2 separate regions of the Homo sapiens genome follow, and region 2 is linked to region 1. A link is a loop called in an ENCODE intact Hi-C map of the cell type or tissue named here. Cell type or tissue: endothelial cell of umbilical vein. All regions are shown on one strand. Each heading gives the region's core, and the rest is flanking DNA. Links, peaks and the distances in the headings are about the cores only.

The links. Peaks named below come from ENCODE experiments on the same cell type or tissue, not always from the same donor. Only the 100,000 strongest peaks of a DNase experiment are listed, where the experiment ranks them.
Region 2: it touches region 1 in a loop (5-fold over the local background); 1 of 110 quality-filtered maps calls a loop at or near these places.

Annotation. Positions count from the first base shown.
Region 1 is chr5:17,199,084-17,209,901 of GRCh38, forward strand. All of the region lies in intron 1 of BASP1-AS1 (BASP1 antisense RNA 1), which reads right to left. It also overlaps the pseudogene DCAF13P2. Among named protein-coding and RNA genes, the nearest start is that of BASP1-AS1, 13 kb to the right of the region's middle. RefSeq lists a silencer at 4,394-4,473. In endothelial cell of umbilical vein, for the core only: a CTCF peak has its summit at 4,454 (motif pointing left); a DNase peak (open chromatin) is centred at 4,438; H3K27me3 peaks cover 549 bases.
Region 2 is chr5:16,650,717-16,661,534 of GRCh38, forward strand. No RefSeq gene overlaps it. Among named protein-coding and RNA genes, the nearest start is that of RETREG1, 39 kb to the left of the region's middle. RefSeq lists a silencer at 5,844-6,138. In endothelial cell of umbilical vein, for the core only: no CTCF peak of the experiment used is centred there; a DNase peak (open chromatin) is centred at 5,975; H3K27me3 peaks cover 201 bases.

The sequences.
Region 1 (10,818 bases), core at 1,403-9,402:
GGTTTCGAACTCCTGACCTCAAGTGGTCCACCTGCCTTGGCCTCCCAAAGTACTAGGATTACAGGCGTGAGTCCCCGCACCCAACTGCAAGTTTTCTTAAATACCTGGCAATCCTTGGCTGTCCTTTTATAATTAAGACTAAAATACATAAAAGCAATTTGCAAGTTTAGGCAGAGCTTGTGAAAAAGTGGGTTTCCCAGTAGGTGCAAAACTCATTTTGGCTAGAGAGCCAGCTGGCCTCTTCATTAGGGAACCTGGTCTCCAGAGAAGCCTCCAGTATCCTATTGGTGGGTATTTTCCTGGTTACAGACTTCTGGGATCAGATTGTGGAAAATGGAATAGGCACGCTCACATCAGTTGGCTGACTAAGGTTAATTTCCCCATTTTCAGGTCTGCGCCTCAATCTCCCTCCTCTGTGCTTATCAGTAACAAACAAATGGACTGGCGCCACTTGGAGTCAGTTTCTCCAGACGTGTTTCCAGACAAGGGTGGGAATCAGGGAGCTTGGAGGTGCTTGCCTCTTGAATGATTTGGAGGGAACCCCTGCCTCTAAGTCCTGGGCCTTGGAGGATTTCTGTAGGTGACAGGCTTTCAGACCCTCCAGTGAAAGAATTACAGTGTAAACTGCTTTCTTCTTCACTCAAGGGCCCAAATGAAGGAATATTGCTGTGAATTATCTGAATGGGTGGAGTCTGTGGTGCTTGATCTGGGTGGAAAGAATCGGTGGGAACTGCAGTTCAGAATCGACATCACTCAGGACGTTTTTGTTAACATGCAAATATTCAAAACTGTATGAAAAGCACTAAGTTGACATCAATTTGAAAGTACATTTGCATTCTTTGGGACCTTAGAATGCATCTGCATTTTTGACATTCAGCTACGTCAAGGAGATATCAAAATAATTCTAATTTGGCACCAAATAGGCCTGGCTCTTTTACCCTTCCCTAGCACAGATAGGGGTGTGTGCATTTGCCTTTCCTAGGTGCCAAGAACTCACTATCATAAGTGGAAGAAGATAATCATTCAATATAATTGAATCAAAATTTAAGAGTATCTTAGGTTGAGTGATTTCTTCTTACTGGTTGTTTTGAGCAGTCAAAGAAATGTGTACCTTCTGAACTATAAAAGGCCACGAAGGCAGAGTTGCAGTGCCAGGGAAATTACTGCTAGTGGCCCGAGACATATTCTGGAGCACATGCGTCCCATGAATTGGCACTTTGTCCTCTGCACTTCTCACTGCTTTCCATGGAGAGGATATCGTAACCTCTTTATTGGACTCTAAATCTCATTTTAAACCTCTGAATTATGCCAACACTTTGTAAGGGAAATTAGATAGTTTTACATGGGCTTTTATCCTCAATATGGCAGATAAATTGAATGAATGAATAGTGATCAAGGATATTAATAATATGTATTCGTTGCTTAAGATATACCACACATGGGGCTAAGGATTTTACAGATATGAGCTCACTTATTCTCACAGTCACCATATATTGTATCAGTTAACTTGGACTAAGTAATGCCTCAGTTAAAAAATAGTCCCCAGATCTCAGAGGCTCATAGCCATTCATGTTTACTTCTTGCCCACATGCTGTGTCCGTCATGGGGCTGTGTCATGGAAGCAAGTGCAGTACGTGGGTGGAGATTGGCAAAAGGAAAGGAGTGATGGCAAGCCAGGAGCTAGTTCTTGAACTTCTGTTCAGACGTGAAACACATCACATCTCCCCGCAATTCAATGGCCAAAGCAAGTCACAGGGTCCCTCCTGACCTCAATGGGCCAGGGAGGTTTTATCCTACTACTTGGAAGGGCATCTCAAATCCCATGGCCACGTGCGACATCAGTGGATGGGGAAAGCACAGTCCTCCACCAGGGAGGGGCAACAAATGTTTTGGGTAATACAACCCCCCACAGATAGATACTGCTATTCTCCCACTCTACTGGTGAGGAAAATGAAGCAGGGTAAGGATGGCGTCCAATTCTCAAACTCTATAAAGGAAGCAATTGATTTGAACACCTAAAAGACTATATAGATTTTATCTAATTCAAATGCAAGCAAAGCAAAACAGAACAAAAATACAGTGTCAGGGACATAATCACACAGAAGCATCAGAATCAAACCCTATATATCACTTTTTTTTTTGAGTCAGAGTCTAGCTCTGTCATCCAGGCTGCAGTGCAGTGGTGCAGTCTCAGCTCACTGCAACCTCCGCCTCCTGGGTTCAAGCGATTCTCATGCCTCAGCCCCCCGAGTAGCTAGGATTATAGGCGCCCACCACCACACCCAGCTGATTTTTGTATTTTTAGTAGAGATGGGGTTTCACCATATTGGCCAGTCTGGTCTTGAACTCCTGACCTCAGGTGATCCATCCGCCTCAGCCTTCAAAAGTGCTGAGCCACTTTGGGAGCCCGGCATATAGGCGTGAGCCACCACCCCCCGGCCTATATGCCAATTTTAAAAAAAGAACAAAAATTAATTTTCACCTGAATTTTCAATATCCCAGGGTGTAGTTAGGGGAAAAAAATATTAAGAAATTCTCTATAAGGAAAAACACCAAGAGATTTCTTTTCAAAAGAGCCAATCTAAGGCTGGGTGCGGTGGCTCACGCCTGTAATCCCAGCACTTTGGGAGGCTGAGGCTGGCGGATTGGTTGAGGTCAGGAGACCTGCCTGGACAACATGGTGAAACTCTGTCTCTACCAAAAATTACAAAAGTTAGCCAGGCGTGGTGGCGCATGCCTGTAGTCTCAGCTACTCAGGAGGCTGAGGCAGGAGAGTCACTTGAACCCCGGGAGGCGGAGGTTGCAGTGAGCCGAGATCGCACCACTGCACTCCAGCCTGGCAACAGAGTGAGACCGTGTCTAAAAAAACAAAAACAAAACAAAACAAAACAAAAAACAAAAAAAGAGCAAAACAAAAACAGCCGATGGAATCTTATCTGACTTATACAAATGAAATTCAGATTCTAAAATCAAGAGTCCAGACACCTTAGGTGATCTCAGAGAAGATCCTGTTTCATATGGGGGATTCTCTAGTGTTTTACATTTCTCATGTGACTTTGAAATTTGCCAAATGTAAGAAATAGCTGAGAGGCAGTAAGTATTGTTATTTTCAGGGGAAATCATTTCTACGAGAAAATAGGAACCCGGAATGAAAAGCTCGTGGAGTTTGGCGGGAAGAACAACCAAGAGGAAGGTGAAGATGCTGAGCTGGAACCCGGATAACTATGTCTGTGAAAGCAAGTTGGATTTACAGACTTCCCAGAAACTATGATCCTACCCTACATCCTTCTGCGGTCCCACGAGAATACTTAAGAGCTTTAAATGCTGTCAAACTGGAAAGAGTATTTGCAAAACCATTCCTTTTTCCCTGAATGGTCACTGAGACGGAGTCAATTGCTTGGCAAAGCATCCAAGGAGCCTGGCTCCTGTCCTTTCTGGGCCATGTGATGGAGAGGTTAGAATCTGGAACCTGACTCAACGGAAATGTGTCCGTACAATACAAGCACATGAAGGCTTTGTACGAGGAATATGTCCTCACTTTTGTGGGACTTTTCTTATTTTTTAATTTTTTTTTTGAGACGGAGTCTCGCTCTGTCGCCCAGGCTGGAGGGCAGTGGCGCGATCTCGGCTCACTGCAAGCTCTGCCTCCCGGGTTCATGCCATTCTCCTGCCTCACCATCCCGAGTAGCTGGGACTACAGGCGCCCGCCACCACGCCCGGCTAATTTTTTGTATTTTTAGCACAGATGGGGTTTAACCGTGTTAGCCAGGAGGGTCTCGATCTTCTGAGCTCGTGATCTGCCTGCCTTCGCCTCCCAAAGTGCTGGGATTACAGGCGTGAGCCACCGCGCCCGGCTGGGAGTTCTTTTTTTTTTACTGTTGGTGATGACAGGACTGTGAAGCAGTGGGAATTGGAGGGCTCAGGCTATGGAGAAGGGGAAGTCCTTTTGCATATGGTATTAAGAAGGCGGCGGACACTGGGACTGATCATCACTGGAAAGAAGCTGTTTTTGCCACATGTGGACAGCAAGTAAACATTTGGGATGAACAAAGAACTAATCCTGGCCGGGCGCGGTGGCTCACACCTGTAATCCCAGGACTTTAGGAGGCCAAGGCGGGTGGATCACAAGGTCAAGAGATCAAGACCATCCTGGCCAACTTGGTGAAACCCCGTCTCTACTGAAAATACAAAAATTAGCTGGGCGTGGTGGCACGTGCCTGTAGTCCCAGATACTCGGGAGGCTGAGGCAGGAGAATCGCTTGAACCCAGGAGGCAGAGGTTTCAGTGAGCCGAGATTGCGCCACTTCAGTCCAGCCTGGCGGCAGAGCGAGATTCCATCTAGAAAAAAAAAAATTCACTTAAAAGTCATACTGGGCTTATTACTTATTACACAGTAGAAATTAGCCAAGTAAGCGATACTGTTTTTTTTTGAACAAGCCTGCCACCTTGTGGTTATTTGGAAAACCAGACTGGCAAAACCAGGGCTCTGCAGTGCCTTTGCTTCCACACATACTTATTGAGTGTCTAATGTCACAGTCACCACGCTCTGTTCTAGGCTCTGAGCTTACAGCAGTGAATGAAATGGACTAGGAGCCACACTATTCTGGAGTTTATGTCTCATAGCATAAGAACATGTGTATCTAAGTTAGTATTTGGAAACGTATCCCACCTTCATCAGCCTCTTAACCTAATAGCCTACCTACATGGGAGCCCCTCTTCCCTATCATTCTTCATTCTGTAGGTAGGCAAAATACCCCTGTTCCTATAAAGCCCATCCCTTTCCTGTTTCTATTCCCTGCACCCAAACACACCTTGCCTTTTCAAGGACTCAAGGACTCAAGGACTTTGCATCTGTATCTGGCTCCTCTTCCTCCAACATTCAGCTCCCTGGCCCTTGTATACCTATCAGCATATACACACGCTCTCAAAAGCCTTCATTACAAAACCTTTTCCTTAATCCAAAATTCTCTCTAGCTAATGCTGCATTTCTCTGCTTCCTGTCACAATCAATAAAACTTCTGGAAAGTTTCGTCTGTGTTCACTGTCTCCATTCCCCTCCACTCACCTTAGCCCAGGGCATCTGTTACCACCACTCCCCTGGAACCTGTCCAGCCAGCGCCACACACCACTCCCATCCCCAAAGCGCCCCTGGGTCCTCACCCCACTCTATCTCTCAGCACTGAACACAGCAGACTGCTGCCCTTGCCTCCTTCCAGCAAGCCTTTGTGGCTCTCAACTAGCGGCACCCTGTACCCACTACCATCCTCTCCTCATGATCGCAGGGCTGGCTCTCATGGCTCAGCTCTCCTCCTCCTACACACCTTCCACAAGCGTTCATTAGAAAGCGGCCCCTCCTGAGAGGAAGCACTATCTGGAGTGACCTTATTCTTTTTACCTCTTATGCCTGCAAGCCTTGCGTCTGCCCTGTTTGTTGCTGAATTCCCAGCACTCAGGAATCGTTTCCAGTGTTTAGTAGGTGACTCAAATTATGTTTAGTTTGCATATGTTTAAAATTCATGTTGCCATAGTGGCCACCCCATCCCCTCCTGGTGTAGGGGCAATCTGGTATTGCAAAAACAGAAGCAGAAAGGCGTTGAACTGACTGGAGCAGCATCTTTGGCACTGAGAAGATCCTTTAACCTCAATATGTCTTAGATTTTCAATTTATAACATGAAGAAATTGGACTACAGTGCAGATGACAATGACATATCAGCTTTGGGGTGAGATCAGATTAACTGGCAGTAGAATCTGGGGCATAGTATTACGAAATACTTTTTAGCCACAGAAAGAATGCTTTGATTGATTGATATTGATTGGTTATCAATACCTACCCCGAATGTGGGAGGGGACTTGGCTGTGTATTTTTGGACATGGTTTCTTTCAGTTCTAAATTTTAAAGAGTGTTTTAAAAAGCTTTTCAAAACATTGTTGTTTCAACTGAATTTAATTTAATTTAATTTTTTTTGAGATGGAATCTCGCTCTGTCACCCAGGCTTCAGTGCAGTGGTGCGATCTCTGCTCACTGCAACTTCTGCCCCTGGATTCCAGTGATTCTCCTGCCTCAGCCTCTCAAGTAGCTGGGACTACAGGTATGCACTACCACGCCTGGCTAATTTTTGTATTTTTAGTACAGACAGGGTATCACCATGTTGATCAGGCTGGTCTCGATCTCCTGACCTCAGGTGATCTGCCCGCCTCGGTCTCCCAAAGTGCTGAGATTACAGGCATGAGCCACTGTGCCCAGCCTCAGTTGAATTTTAGAATTGAACTAGACAAACTTTTGAAGGGTTCTCAACATGTAGTGATATAATAAAAATGAAATTCAGACTCAGAATTATTAAACTGCAGTCTTCAGGAATTAATCTAAGATAACTGAAAATACATCTGCATCTATTCATTTAGCCAGGATTCATCTGCTATCCTATATCATGAGGTAAAAGTATTATATTGTAGAATGTTAAAAAATGTCCCATTCAGAAAAATGTCGTGCACTAAACCTGGCATTTATTCTGCTTCCTATTTCATTTCCTTTTATCTCTATGCCTTTTAGTTGACTGACATTACTTGCTTTCTTCCCCCCATTTTGCTTCTCTACAAGGAGATAATTCCAGATTACATTGGCAGATATTTCAAGCTATATTTCAATTACTAGGATATTGTGAAATTCATGAGATTAAAATAAAATAAACCTCAGAAGGGAGTATAAGCCTCTCCTAATGGAAATTGGGATTAAATTCAAATGTCATCACCTTATGTCATAAATGTTTTGAGTGGATGAAAAAAACAATGAAATGTATTTAAATACATGAAAGAATGTACAGAGTTAACCTTAGTGAAAAGAAAAAATAATGATTTGAGAATGTGGAAATATTCACATGAAATTCTGTATATGACATGTTAAAAAATTAGAGAACTCTTTTTTCTCCATTTATTTGTTGCTCCCAGATAATTTCCTAAGGTAGATAAGATAATACATATTAAAGCAATTTGAGTTATTTGAAAGGAACCTTCAAACTCACATTATTATAGTTTAGGAGTGATTTTAGCAGAAGCAAATTATTAATGATACAGATCAGGAATGGGCAAACTGCTTCCCTTGTGTCAAGAGTGACCTGCTAGGTGTTATGTAAATAAAGTTTTATTGGAACATAGCCATGTCCATTTGTTGACACATTGTCTGTGGCTGCATCCTGATACAGTGGCAGTGGTGGGTAGTGTCAACAGAAATCTCATGGCTTTCAAAGCAAAATATATTCACTATTTGACCCTTTATGAAAAATTTTGCTGACTTCTGCTCTAGATTATCAGCATCTCTATCAGACTCTGTATTTCTGAAGGCATGGACTCTGTGCTTAAACTTAGTTTTCAACTGTTCTTAAAAAAATATGTTGGCCAGGTGCCGTGGCTCATGCCTGTAATCCCAGCACTTTGGGAGCCCAAGGCAGGAGGATCACCTGAGGAGTTTGAGACCAGCCTGGGCAACACAGTGAAACCCCGTCTCTACTAAAATACAAAAAATTAGCTGGGCGTGGTGGCAGACGCCTGTAATCCCAGCTACTCGGGAGGCTGAGGCAGGAGAATTGCTAGAACCCGGGAGGCAGAAGTTGCAGTGAGCCGAGATCCATCACTGCACTCCAGCCTGGGCGACAGAGCAAGACTCCGTCTGAAAAAAAAAAAAAAAAAAGTTAGGGTCGGGCGTGGTGGCAGCTCACACCTGTAATCCCAGCACTTTGGGAGGCCAAGGCGGGTGGATCACCTGAGGTCAGGAGTTTGAGACCAGCCTGGCCAACATGGTGAAACCGTGTCTCTACTAAAAATGATTCCAGTTACTTGGGAGACTGAGGCATGAGACTCGATTGAACCTAGGAGGTGGAGGTTGCAGTGAGACAAGATCGAGCAACTGCACTCCAACCTGGGCAACAGAGAGAGAGACTGCCCAAAAAAAAAAAGTCAGTACTTTTGAGATTATCAGTTAATGACAACATTAAGAAATATAATGACATGGCTGGGCCTGGTGGCTCACACCTGTAATCCCAGCACTTTGGGAAGCTGAGGTGAGTGGATCACCGGAGGTCAAGAGTTTGAGACCAGCCTGGCCAACACAGCGAAACCCCGTCTCTACTAACAATACAAAAAAATCAGCCGGGCGTGGTGGTGGGCGCCTGTAATCCCAGCTGCTCCAGAGGCTGAGGCAGGAGGGTCGCTGAAACCCAGGAGGCGGAGACTGCAGTGAGCCAAGATTGCACCACTGCACTCCAGCCTGGGCAACAGAGTGAGGCTCTGTCCCCCGCCAACCCACCAAAAGAAAAAAAAATATAGTGACAAACACAAGTTTATGCAGTGGGTGGCATTTTTTATACCAGTAGTTACATATGTCCTTTAGGCTAATTCCACTTCCCCACCCTCAGGTGGGGTCTTCAGCATCCCCATCCAAGAAGGAGCTCTGGAGGCTGAGGCAAGAGAATTGCTACAACCTGGGAGGTGGAGGTTGCAGTGAGCTGAGATCACGCCACTGCACTCCAGCCTGGGCTACAGAGCGAGACTCTGTCTCAAAAAAAAAAAAAAAAAAAAAAAAAAAAGTCAGGGTCCGGCGTGGTGGCTCATACCTGTAATCCCAGCACTTTGGGAGGCCAAGGTGGGTGGATCACCTGAGGTCAGGTGCAGGTGTCAGGTCCCTGGTCTTCCGGTTCGGATCTCCTCCCGGTGTTCCCCAGGAGCCACTTAGGGTGCCTCTGTGTGGATCCAGGGGGTTGCTGGGGAACAACTGCCCTCCTCCTGGCCCAGGTTGCCTCTTCCTTTCTCTGTGCTTCCTGCCTCTTGCGCTTCCCCCCAGCAATTTGCAGGCCCTTGAACAGGTTTTTTTAATAGGATTTTTAATTTTATTATTAATGAATTTTTAAAATTGAAAAGTAAAATTATATATATTTATGATGTATACGACATGATGTTTTGATAGATGTATACAGAAAATGTGAAATGACTACATGAAACTATTTAACATAGACATGGCCTCATATAGTGACTACAACTAGTAACAATATATTGCATACTTGAAAATTGCTAAGAGAATAGATTTTAAGTCTTCTCATCCTTCAGAAGATTTGAAATAGCTACTAACAAGACGTGGGGTGTCCATTGTTAGAGTCCCACCGTGCCCTTCCAGGCAGAAATGGTGGCCATAATGCTGTGGTTCATGCCTGTAATTCCAGCACTTTAGGAGGCTGATGGGGGTGGATCACCTGAGGTCAGGGGTTTGTGACCAGTCTGGCCAACATGGCGAAACCCTGTCTCTACTGAAAATACAAAAATTAGCCAGGCATAGTGATGCCTGTAGTCCCAGCTACTTGGGAGGCTGAGGCAGAAGAATTGCTTGAACGCAGGAGGTGGAGGTTGCAGTGAGCCAAGATCGCACCACTGCACTCCAGCCTGGGTGACAGAGAGAGAGAGAGAGAGACTCTGTCTCAAAAAAAAAAAAAAAAAAAAAAAAAAGAAAGAAAGAAAGAAAGAAAGAAAAATGGTGGCCAAATATAAACCAAGGTCTTAAACTCAGAAGCTGGAGGAGGAAGAGGAGGAGGCCCTTAAAATACAAATATTTCTTATTGTTTTTCTGCCAACACAATACTTGAAAAATCAATTTTTGTTCTTCAGTATTTGTTTAAAGTTCAACCCAAAATGTCTGGCATTTAGTGAAAGAAATCTGGGTGGAGGGGGGCAAGAACTCCCTAATATCTGTCCAAAATCCCCCAGGAGACTGGGGTCCCCAGGTTGAAAAGCTCTGCTTGAGACGCAAGAAGGGAGGCAGAATCAGAAACTGAGATGTGTATGTTTTGAAGAGACCTTCCTTCCCCAGTGGAAATCCTGACACGGACCAAGGACAAGCTTCCAGCTCCTTCCCTCCACCCTCCAGCCCATGGAGGGAGAATCTCACTGTCAACTCCAGCACAAAGTTGCCTGTCTGGACAACATTATTTTTACCTTCTTAGAAAAACACTTTGGAAGAATTATATGATGGTCTCTGCCCTTTGGAGGTTGATATATTTATTAGTTCATTTTCACACTGCTATAAAGAACTTCCCTGAGACTGGGTAATTTATAAAAAGAGGTTTAATTGACTCACAGTACTGCATGGCTGGGGAGGCCTCAGGAAACGTATTATCATGATGGAAGGGGAAGCAGGCACGTCTTCCATGGCAGCAGTGGAGAGAGAGAGAGCAAGAGAGGAACTACCAAACACTTATAAAACCATCAGATCGCATGAGAACTCACTCACTAACACAAGAACAGCATGGGGGAAACCGCCCCATGATTCAGTCACCTCCCACCATGTCCCTCCCTCAACACCTGGGGATTACAATTCAAGATGACATTTCGATGGGGACACAAAGCCAAACCGCATCAATATAATATGTGGCCTGACGAGAAAATTTATTTATCTCTAGTAAAAATATACATGAAAAAATTGACTTTAAGAAATTTAGGCTGGGCATGGTGGCTCACGCCTGTAATTCCAGCACTTTGGGAGGCGGAGGCAGGTGGATCACCTGAGGTCAGGAGTTCGAGACCAGCCTGACCAACATGGTGAAACCCCATCTCTACTAAAAATAAAAAAATTAGCCAGGTGTGGTGGTAGATGCCTATAATCCCAGCTACTTGGGAGGCTGAGGCAGGAGAATGGCGTGAACCCAGGAGATGGAGGTTGCAGTGAGCCGAGATCGCGCCACTGCACTCCAGCCTGGCGACAGAGAGAGAGACTTTGTCTCAAAAAAATAAAAAAAAGTTGTAATGGTCAGGCATGGTGGCTCAAGCCTGCAATCTCA
Region 2 (10,818 bases), core at 1,515-9,514, 550 kb before region 1:
GTGCAATCAGTGCTCTTCTCACGTGGATGCTTCTAGATAGGTGGTACGCTCAGTTGAAGAGCAGCAGAAATTTACTTTAAAAAAATTCATAATTCTACCAAGTAACAGAAGGCTGGCTGATATAAAATATAAACATTTCAAGCAGAAGCTCTCTAATAACCAATAAATGGGACTTCCTCTTTGTCGTGAAGGGATGTATTTTATTTTACAAGTTAGATTCCCTTACTATATTTTACACTCAGCATAATTTAGAAGAAGGGTGATCAAAGTAGGAGTTATGAAGCTGTAGCTTTCTTAGCTGTTTAACAAACACATTAGGATATATACCCCTATTTCCTTCCATTGCCAACATATTTTCGCTTTTATGGTTGGCTATTTGTAGCAACAATTTTCCTTTGTCATTTCATATGTTTTGTGGATCAGTTTACATCTTGTTCAGACTGTAGCATCAGGAAGAAGTCATGGGCTTTGACATTAGATAACGCACTATTTCATTTAGATTTTCACTTTCTCTTAGATATTAAATGTTTTTAATAACATCATAAAAGGTATTATTTTTACATTTCTATAATTCATTGTTGGTCCTATATAGAAATGCAGTTAAAAAAAAAACCTGACTTTTTATCTAGTGATCTTGCTACAACCTTTCATTAATTCTTTTTTTCTATTGATTTTTTCTTTTTTTATTATACTTTAAGTTTTAAGGTATGTGTGCACAACGTGCAGGTTAGTTACATACGTATACATGTGCCATGTTGGTGTGCTGCACCCAGTAACTCATCATCTAACACTAGGTATATCTCCCAATGCTATCCCTCCCCCCTCCCCCAACCCCACAACAGGCCCCAGTGTGTGATGTTCCCCTTCCTGTGTCCATGTGTTCTCATTGTTCAATTCACACCTATGAGTGAGAACATGTGGTGTTTGGTTTTTTGTCCTTGTGATAGTTTGCTGAGCATGATGGTTTCCAGCTTCATCCATGTCCCTACAAAGGACATGAACTCATCCTTTTTTATGGCTGCATAGTATTCCATGGTGAATATGTGCCACATTTTCTTAATCCAGTCTATCATTGTTGGACATTTGGGTTGGTTCCAAGTCTTTGCTATTGTGAATAGTGCTGCTATAAACACATGTGTGCATGTGTCTTTATAGCAGCATGTTTTATAATCCTTTGGGTATATACCCAGTAATGGGATGGCTGGGTCAAATGGTATTTCTAGTTCTAGATCCCTGAGGAATCGCCACACTGACTTCCACAATGGTTGAACTAGTTTACAGTCCCACCAACAGTGTAAAAGTGTTCCTATTTCTCCACATCCTCTCCAGCACCTGTTGTTTCCTGACTTTTTAATGATTGCCATTCTAACTAACTGGTGTGAGATGGTATCTCATTGTGGTTTTGATTTGCATTTCTCTGATGGCCAGTGATGATGAGCATTTTTTCATGTCTTTTGGCTGCATAAATGTCTTCTTTTGAGAAGTGTCTGTTCATATCCTTTGCCCACTTTTTGATGGGGTTGGTTGTTCTTGTGAATTTGTTTGAGTTCATTGTAGATTCTGGATATTAGCCCTTTGTCAGATGAGTAGATTGCAAAAATTTTCTCCCATTCTGTAGGTTGCCTTTTCACTGTGATGGTAGTTTCTTTTGCTGTGCAGAAGCTCTTTAGTTTAATTAGATCCCATTTGTCAATTTTGGCTTTTGTTGCCATCGCTTTTGGTGTTTTAGACATGAAGTCCTTGCCCATACCTATGTCCTGAATGGTAATGCCTAGGTTTTCTTCTAGGGTTTTTATGGTTTTAGGTCTAACATTTAAGTCTTTAATCCATCTTGAATTAATTTTTGTATAAGGTGTAAGGAAGGGATCCAGTTTCAGCTTTCTACATATGGCTAGCCAGTTTTCCCAGCACCATTTATTAAATAGGGAATCCTTTCCCCATTTCTTGTTTTTGTCAGGTTTGTCAAAGATCAGATGGTTGTAGATATGCAGCGTTATTTCTGAGGGCTCTGTTCTGTTCCATTGGTCTATATCTCTGTTTTGGTACCAGTACCATGCTGTTTTGGTTACTGTAGCCTTATAGTATGGTTTGAAGTCAGGTAGCGTGATGCCTCCAGCTTTGTTCTTTTGGCTTAGGATTGACTTGGCAATGTGGGCTCTTTTTGGTTCCATATGAACTTTAAAGTAGTTTTTTCCAATTCTGTGAAGAAAGTCATTGGTAGCTGTGAAGAATGCCATTGGGGATGGCATTGAATCTATAAATTACCTTGGGCAGTATGGCCATTTTCACGATATTGATTCTTCCTACCCATGAGCATGGAATATTCTTCCATTTGTTTGTATCCTCTTTGATTTCGTTAAGCAGTGGTTTGTAGTTCTCCTTGAAGAGGCCCTTCACGTCCCTTGTAAGTTGGATTCCTAGGTATTTTATTCTCTTTGAAGCAATTGTGAATAGGAGTTTGCTCATGATTTGGCTCTCTGTTTGTCTGTTATTGGTGTATAAGAATGCTTGTGATTTTTGCACATTGATTTTGTATCCTGAGACTTTGCTGAAGTTGCCTATCAGCTTAAGGAGATTTTGGGCTAAGACGATGGGGTTTTCTAGATATACAATCATGTCATCTGCAAACAGGTGACATTTGATTTCCTCTTTTCCTAGTTGAATACCCTTTATTTCCTTCTCCTGCCTGATTGCCCTGGCCAGAACTTCCAACACTATGTTGAATAGGAGTGGTGAGAGAGGGCATCCCTGTCTTGTGCCAGTTTTCAAAGGAAATGCTTCCAGTTTTTGCCCATTCAGTAGGATATTGGCTGTGGTTTGTCATAGATAGCTCTTATTATTTTGAGATACGTCCCATCAATACCTAATTTATTGAGAGTTTTTAGCATGAAGGGTTGTTGAATTTTGTCAAAGGCCTTTTCTGCATCTATTGAGATAATCATATGGTTTTTGTCATTGGTTCTGTTTATATGCTGGATTATGTTTATTGATTTGCATATGTTGAACCAGCCTTGCATCCCAGGGATGAAGCCCACTTGATCGTGGTGGATAAGCTTTTCGATGTGCTGCTGTATTTGGTTTGCCAGTATTTTATTGAGGATTTTTGCATCGATGTTCATCAGGGATATTGGTCTAAAATTCTCTTTTGGTTGTGTCTCTGCCAGGCTTTGGTATCGGATGATGCTGGCCTCATAAAATGAGTTAGGGAGGATTCCCACTTTTTCTATTGATTGGAATAGTTTCAGAAGGAATGGTACCAGCTCCTCCTTGTACCTCTGGTAGAATTCGGCTGTGAATCCATCTGGTCCTGGACTTTTTTTGGTTGGTAAGCTATTAATTATTGCTTCAATTTCAGAGCCTGTTATTGGTCTATTCAGAGATTCAACTTCTTCCTGGTTTAGTCTTGGGAGAGTGTATGTGTCAAGGAATTTATCCATTTCTTCTAGATTTTCTACTTTATTTGCGTAGAGGTGTTTATAGTATTCTCTGATGGTAGTTTGTATTTCTGTGGAATCGGTGGTGATATCCCCTTTATCATTTTTTATTGTGTCTATTTGATTCTTCTCTCTTTTCTTATTAGTCTTGCTAGTGGTCTATCAATTTTGTTGATCTTTTCAAAAAACCAGCTCCTGGATTCATTGATTTTTTTTTTTTTTTTGAAGGGTTTTTTGTGTCTCTATTTCCTTCAGTTCTTCTCTGATCTTAGTTATTTCTTGCCTTCTGCTAGCTTTTGAATGTGTTTGCTCTTGCTTCTCTAGTTCTTTTAATTGTGATGTTAGGGTGTCCATTTTAGATCTTTCCTGCTTTCTCTTGTGGACATTTAGTGCTATAAATTTCCCTCTACACACTGCTTTGAATGTGTCTCATAGATTCTGGTATGTTGTATCTTTGTTCTTGTTGGTTTCAAAGAACATCTTTATTTCTGCCTTCATTTCTTTATGTACCCAGTGGTCATTCAGGAGCAGGTTGTTCAGTTTCCATGTAGTTGAGCGGTTTTGAGTGAGTTTTAAAATCCAACGTGATCAGCCAATAAGCTAGGGGCTTCATCATATCAGCTGTGAATAATAACAGTTGTATATCTTTTCCATTTCTTTCTTTTCTTCCTCTTTCTGGCTTGCTGAAGTGGCTGGAACCTCCTCAGTGAGCATAGCATGTCTCTATTCCGCTTGGCATCAGACGAGGCAGCTTGAAGGCTGGAGACTGGAATCATGTTAAGAGCCTTGTGGTTGGTACCTGGAAGACTTAAATAGATGGGGGTTGGCACAGCTGGGAATCCTTGGGTATCTTTCTCTTCACCATGGTGGCTTTAGGGCTCCAAAAGCACATGTCCCAAGGGAGAAGGAGACACAAGCAAAAGTTATGGTGTCACCGTCTATGACTTGGCTTTGTGAGTCACACAGTATTTTTCCTGTCACCTTCTATTTGTCAGAAGTGAGTAAACTAGGGCTGCCCCATATTCAAGGAGGGGACAATTAGACTCCACCTTTTCGTGGGAGGAGTATCACAGAATTTGTGGATGTATTTTAAAAGCAGCACAATTGATGTTCTAGCCCAAATTATTTACATGTTTCCTTCATGCAAAATACACTTGCTTCATCCCAGGACTTGCAAAGTTGTATCTATTAAGAGATCAGGTTTAGGTTTGAGGCCCAGGGTCTTGTCATCTAAATCATGTTCCCACATGGGTGAGGCTCCTTGCGGGTAGTTCCTCGAGTGTAGATCATGGAAGATCATTTTCTTGATCTGAAGATCTATGTACTAAGGAGACAAGTCTTCTGTCCTGCTGATGCCACATGCAGTGGTGGGTCTGGCATAAGATAACTGCTATAGACACTCTAACTCACACAGTGGGGAGAAAGAAGCACACAGAACTCCTTGGTCCATGGCACTTCTGAAATCCAGCTGGACACACATGGCTAGTGCCTTGATGAAGGCTCAGTTCCAGCAGCTGGGAAACTGGGAATCATCCTCCATGGTTTCTTGGATATATCCTCTGAGTCAACTTTTCTTTTTCTATAAAATGTAGCCATGTTTGCAGCAGATTAGATTTTTCAGTCTGTGTCCTGCCTGTCAAAATTTTGTTCCATATAATCCTCTTACAACATTTTGGGTTTACTATGTAACCTACTGGAATTCACTCCATTAAACAAAAGCCTCATCTATGTATCTCAAGATAAGTCTTTCTACACTGGGATCCCTGAAAGGTGACTCTGGAATAATTCATTTAAGATTCTTGGCCAGGCATGGTGGCTCATGCCTGTAATCCCAGCACTTTGGGAGACTGAGGCAGGTGGATCACCTGAGGTCAGGAGTTCAAGACCAGCCTGGCCAACATAGTGAAACCCCGTCTCTACTAAAAATAAAAAAATTAGCCAGTCATGGTGGCATGCATCTGTGGTCCCAACTACTCAGGAGGCTGAGGTGGGAGAATCGCTTGAACCTGGGAGGCGGAGGTTGTGGGGAGCCCAGATTGTGCCACTACACTCCAGCCTGGGCAACACAGCAAGACTCTGCCTTAAAAAAAAAAAAAAGATTCTTAGAAGCCCAAGTTGTGTGGTGGAAAGGATCTACCCTGATGATCTCTAGAGAACTTTGATTTTAATTCTAAGAACGTCACATAGAGTTTTACAATTGCACCTTTGGGTTCATCTTTAGACTATGTTGTCCTGACAGTGCCCTGAATTTGATATCTTCCAGAAACCATTTCTTAATTTTAGCAATCACTATGTCAATTGGAGAAACTAAGAATGAAAATCAGTTTTATTTTCAACTCAGAAAGTCCTGGCTCCTTTATATTTAACAGTTCTTTCTTTAGCTTGCTTTAGCTTGTCTATTTTTTTATAGCAAAAAGAAACTGGGTGGTACTTTCAACACACTCTCTGGAAATCTCCTTAGCTGGAACATTTAGCTCATTAGGTGCTTTTTCTATTTCCCACATTGCCACAGGCAACGGTGTTACTAAACTTCCTGCTGTTGCATCACGAAGGTTTTCTTTTTCCAGCTTCCAATAATATTTTCCTCACTTTCCTGTAAGTCCTCACCAGCAATCCTCCAGAGGGTCATCAAGCCTCTGCTAATGATTTCTTTGAAGTCCTTGATGCTTCACTAACATGTTTCTTAAGTCCAGCTTCTTCCCACTGCTCAGTCCCAAAGCCACATGCTTTAGGTTTGGTTATGGCAGCACCTCATGTTTAGAGTGCCAAAATATGTCCAGTTCTCTACAGTTGTGAAACTAACCACCACTGAACTTAGTGATCATTTTAAACAAGTTATTTTGCTCATGAAACTGCAATTTGGACAGATCTTAGCAGGGAGAACTTAGCTCTGCTCCCCTCAGCTTGAGCTGGGGTAATTCAAAGCTAAGGGCTGGAATAATCTAGAGACTCACTGACTTATCTTATGGCTGAGGTTGGGAAGACAAACAGCTGAGGTATGGTACCTCTGGGGTGTGTCAAGCTTTCCTCTCTGTGTGGCCTCCTTAACATAGTCTATTTGGCATGGCATCTTTTGGCTAGGGAGACTTCTTACATGTCAGAGAAACAGTAAGTAAAGATGTACCACTTTTTATGACCTAGGCTTGTAAGTCATGCAGTATCATTTCTTCCACATTCTCCTCATTAGAAGTGAATCACTATGGCTGACCCATATTCATAAGAATTAGACTTCACCTTTTTATGGGAGAGGTAACAAGAAGTTGCAGTATGTTTTAAAATGGCCACACACACTAAGCTGCACATGAGGCTGGGAAATGTATTCTGTGGCTAAGCATGCATTGCAAGCCAAAACGTAGGGGAATTCTGTTACTAAAAGGTAAAAGGAGAGAAAGGCCAGATTACTGGGTGTTAGTTAGCAGTCTCTGTCACAGGCAGCTTTGTATAGAAATTAAAACCTGAACCAAGTTATCATGGATGAAGAGAATGTGAATAGGGAGAAAGGTCATTTCAAGCAAGAGAAGAATATGAGCAGAAACTTGGAGAAGGTAATAAGATTGTGGGCATGTGTGTGTTTATGCTGAAAGTACATGTCTAATTAAAGGGAGCTGGTGATCAGATGGTAAATTATGCCACATAGAATGGGTGTGGTCCTATCAGGAGGCCAGTGAAAAATAGAGAAACTGCTTGGATTTGGCATAGTTTTGTGATGAAACGGCAATGTGTTAGGCCATTTTTCCATTGCCAAATAAATACCTGAGACTGGGTAATTTATAGAGAAAGAAGTTTACTTGGCTCATGGTTCTGCATGCTCTTCAAGCCTGGCACCAGCATCTGCTTGGCTTCTGGAGGGCTCAAGGAGCTTTTACTCACGGTGGAAGGTGGCATGGGAGCAGGCACAGTACATGGCAGAGTGGGAGCAAGGGCAGTCGGGAGGTGCCACACTTTTAGAAACAATCAGATCTCATGAGAACAAACTTGCTATCGTGGCACCAAGCCATGAGGGATCCTCCCCCAGGATCCAAATACCTCTCACCAGGCCCTACCTCCAACCCTGGGGATTACATTTCAACATGGGGGATTTGGAAAGGGACAGATAACCAAAGTATATCAAGTGAGATTTGGAGACGGATGACCCTGGACCTGAATTCCCTGTCCATAATAGTCTTGTGATTTTCAGCAAGTGCTATAGATTACAAAAGTGGCCACAATTCTCCAACTTTTTGTTGAATGACTTTACAGCAACTTCCATAAAGTTATGGAGTCTATTTCCCTGCCTCCTGACAATGCTCTGGCATTATGTCTTGCTTTGACCAGTAGAATGTGGTGGAACGAACAATGTGCCAGTTTTGAATTTTAATCTCAAGAGGACTTGCCTGTTCCCATTCATTTTCTTGGGACCTTGCAAAATGCCCCATAAACTGGCCAAGGCTAGGTAACTGGAGGATGAGCGAACATGTGGAGTGGAGCTCAACTCTCTCATCCAAGGTCCCCAAAATGAGAAAGTTGGACAAGGTTAACTTTGTTCACCTCGCTATAGTTGAACTGAAGAGCCATGAGCGGGCCCAGCAGGGAGAGGCTGCCCAGGTGAGCCAGCTCAAACTGACAACACCTTGAATCATGAGCTAAAGAAGTGGATGTTGGGCTGGGTACGGTGGCTCACGCCTGTAATCCTAGCACTTTGGGAGGCCAAGGCGGGAGGATCACCTGAGGTCAGGAGTGCAGCCTGGCCAATGTGGTGAAACCCCATCTCTACTAAAAATACAAAGAATTAGCTGGGCATGGTGGCACATGCCTGTAATCCCAGCTACTTGGGAGGCTGAGGCAGGAGAATCACTTGAACCTGGGAGGTGAAGGCTGCAGTGAGTCGAGATGTCCCATTGCACTCCAGCCTAGGTGACAAGAGCAAAACTCTGTCTCCAAAAAAAAAAAAAAAAAAAGAAGTGGATGTTATTTTAGCTACTGAAATTGGGGTGATTTGTTACACAGCAAAGCTAACTGTTACAGCAAGTTAAATAAACTCTTTTCTAAATCTCAGTAGCTTCACTAAAATAGATATTAAAATAGATCATAAATAGTGCCTATCTCATGGCAAGGACAAAACCAGACACTTGGTGCCAAGCCTGAAACGTGTGCTGAGCAAATGTTAACTAATGCCATTGATTACATCAAAGAGAGATTATTAACAGAGTAACACAAAGGAAAGAGTGTAAGAAAGAATTACTTTAGAAATCCCCATTCTGCTCATTTTTGCCTCATGACTTTTCGCCATTCTTTGGTTCCACTGCCCTGGCATGTGCTCACTCTGCATACCACAAATCTGCATCTGGGGGCTAAATGTTCTCCCTTCAAAACTTATCTCTTTGAACACTTTCTTTCTGGACCCCTTCAACACAAACCCAGATGGTCCACATACTCTGTTAATTGTCTTATTGCCTTATATATTTATATATTTTACTAACAGCCTCTAAGCAACTTAATAAAGATGGTTGGTGTTGGTCTTTGGGGTTATCTTATCTCCAGTTAAGAGGCCTGTTAAATTTCCTGAATGCCAAGTCATTCAGTGAACTCACAGACAACTATTCCCCCAATAGATGGGATTTGTAGGAATCACTGGGTATTTTCCCCAGCATATCATGAGGGAATGATGAGAACTTGAATGTAACAACTGGTTCCCACCAAGCAAATGTCTGAATACTTTAGAGTCCGTAAATCCTGTTTATGTCTCAAACTGCTTATCAACTGTAACCCAGTTATTACTTGAAAGTAAAAATAGAAGTCCTTGGGAAAACTAAAGATGGAAACAGATGCTATACTACATTTTTAATTTTCCCACCTTAATTACACCCCCTACCAAAACAGGCTGGAGTGCTTAAGGCTTTGTAAGTTTCTTCTTTCTACTTCATTCAGAGGTTGTCTTCTGAACCAGCAAATATCATTTTTAAATTTAAACAAAAGACATCTCTTCTCCATTGTGTTTTGTCGGTGGTGTGCAGGACCTCTGGCTCCTACCGGCTTGCCAGAGGTGACTGTGAGCTGTGTGCATCTCATTCCAACTCCACTTCCAGTGGTGATACCCTGGAGCCTGAAATTGGCCATGGTAGGGTTATTTATTTACACCAGAAAAATCAGCAAATTCTGTGAAGCAGGGTTTTTGTTTTTGTTGTTTTTTTCCCCCAGAGAGCCAGTTGGTAAGCATTTACCAACATATGATGGCCAGATCGCCATGGGCTTAGAAAGTACAGCTTCTGTCACCAGGAAACATTCATCACCTTCGTCATTGCAGAATGCTCTAAGTTGTGAGACTGGTAAAATGGGAACTCAATGAAAGCATGACCAAGACAAATGCTGCTAAGCCACAGCCAGTCCGGCTGGAATATGAGTGAGGTAGAGAGAGGCTTGAGACAAGGCTGGAGGGGCACGCAGAGGCAGAAAACACAGGGCTCGGCCGGGTGCAGTGGCTCACGCCTGTAATCCCAACACTTTGGGAGGCCGAAGCGGGCAGATCACAAGGTCAGTTCGAGACTAGCCTGGCCAACATGGTGAAAACTCATCCCTACTAAAAATACAAAAATGAGCCAGGCATGGTGATGGGCGCCTGTAATCCAGCTACTCGGGAGGCTGAGGTAGGAGAATCACTTGAACCTGGGAGGCAGAGGTTGCAGTGAGCTGAGATTGCTGCACTCCTGAGCGACAGAATTGGACTCTGTCTGGCGGGGCGGGGAGTGGGGGGCGGGGGAAGAAAAACACAGGGCTGTAAAGGAATAAACATTTACGTTTCAGTGGTATAGAAAGTTATGGTTTCACATAGGAAATAAATATATTTGGGTTTATGTTTTCTAAAGATCTCTCTAGGTATCTGGTCTGTGGAGAATAGGATAGACACATGGTGGGAGGGCAAGGGTGGAAGACTAATGAGGACACTATTTTGGATCGGGACAAGGGAGCCACAGCATGGCTTCTGACCCCTGCCTTGCACCTGCCCCATGCCCATCTCCACACCCCACCTGCGCTTGTGCTCCCAGCGCTCTCCACCAGGAATCCCTTCCTCTCCCATCCCAAGTCCTGCCATATTGCAAGGCCAGCTCAAGGTCCACACCCCTCCACCTTGCATCCTCCCCCCCGACCCCCGTCATCCCAGTCACATCAGTCTACCTGCCTTGGCACCTGGAATACTACTTCCTGATTATCACAAGACTTGCTGTGCTACCTTTTGTGGTCATTTCACATTTTATGTGCATTTGTCTGATCTCCATAAGTTGCTTAAAGTTTATTATGGAGATCAGTGGTATGATCTATGGCTAAATTGAGCGCCCAGAACATTCCAAGCAGGCACGATGCTAGATATCTTGGGGCACATAGAGGGAAGATAGAATCTGGTCCCACA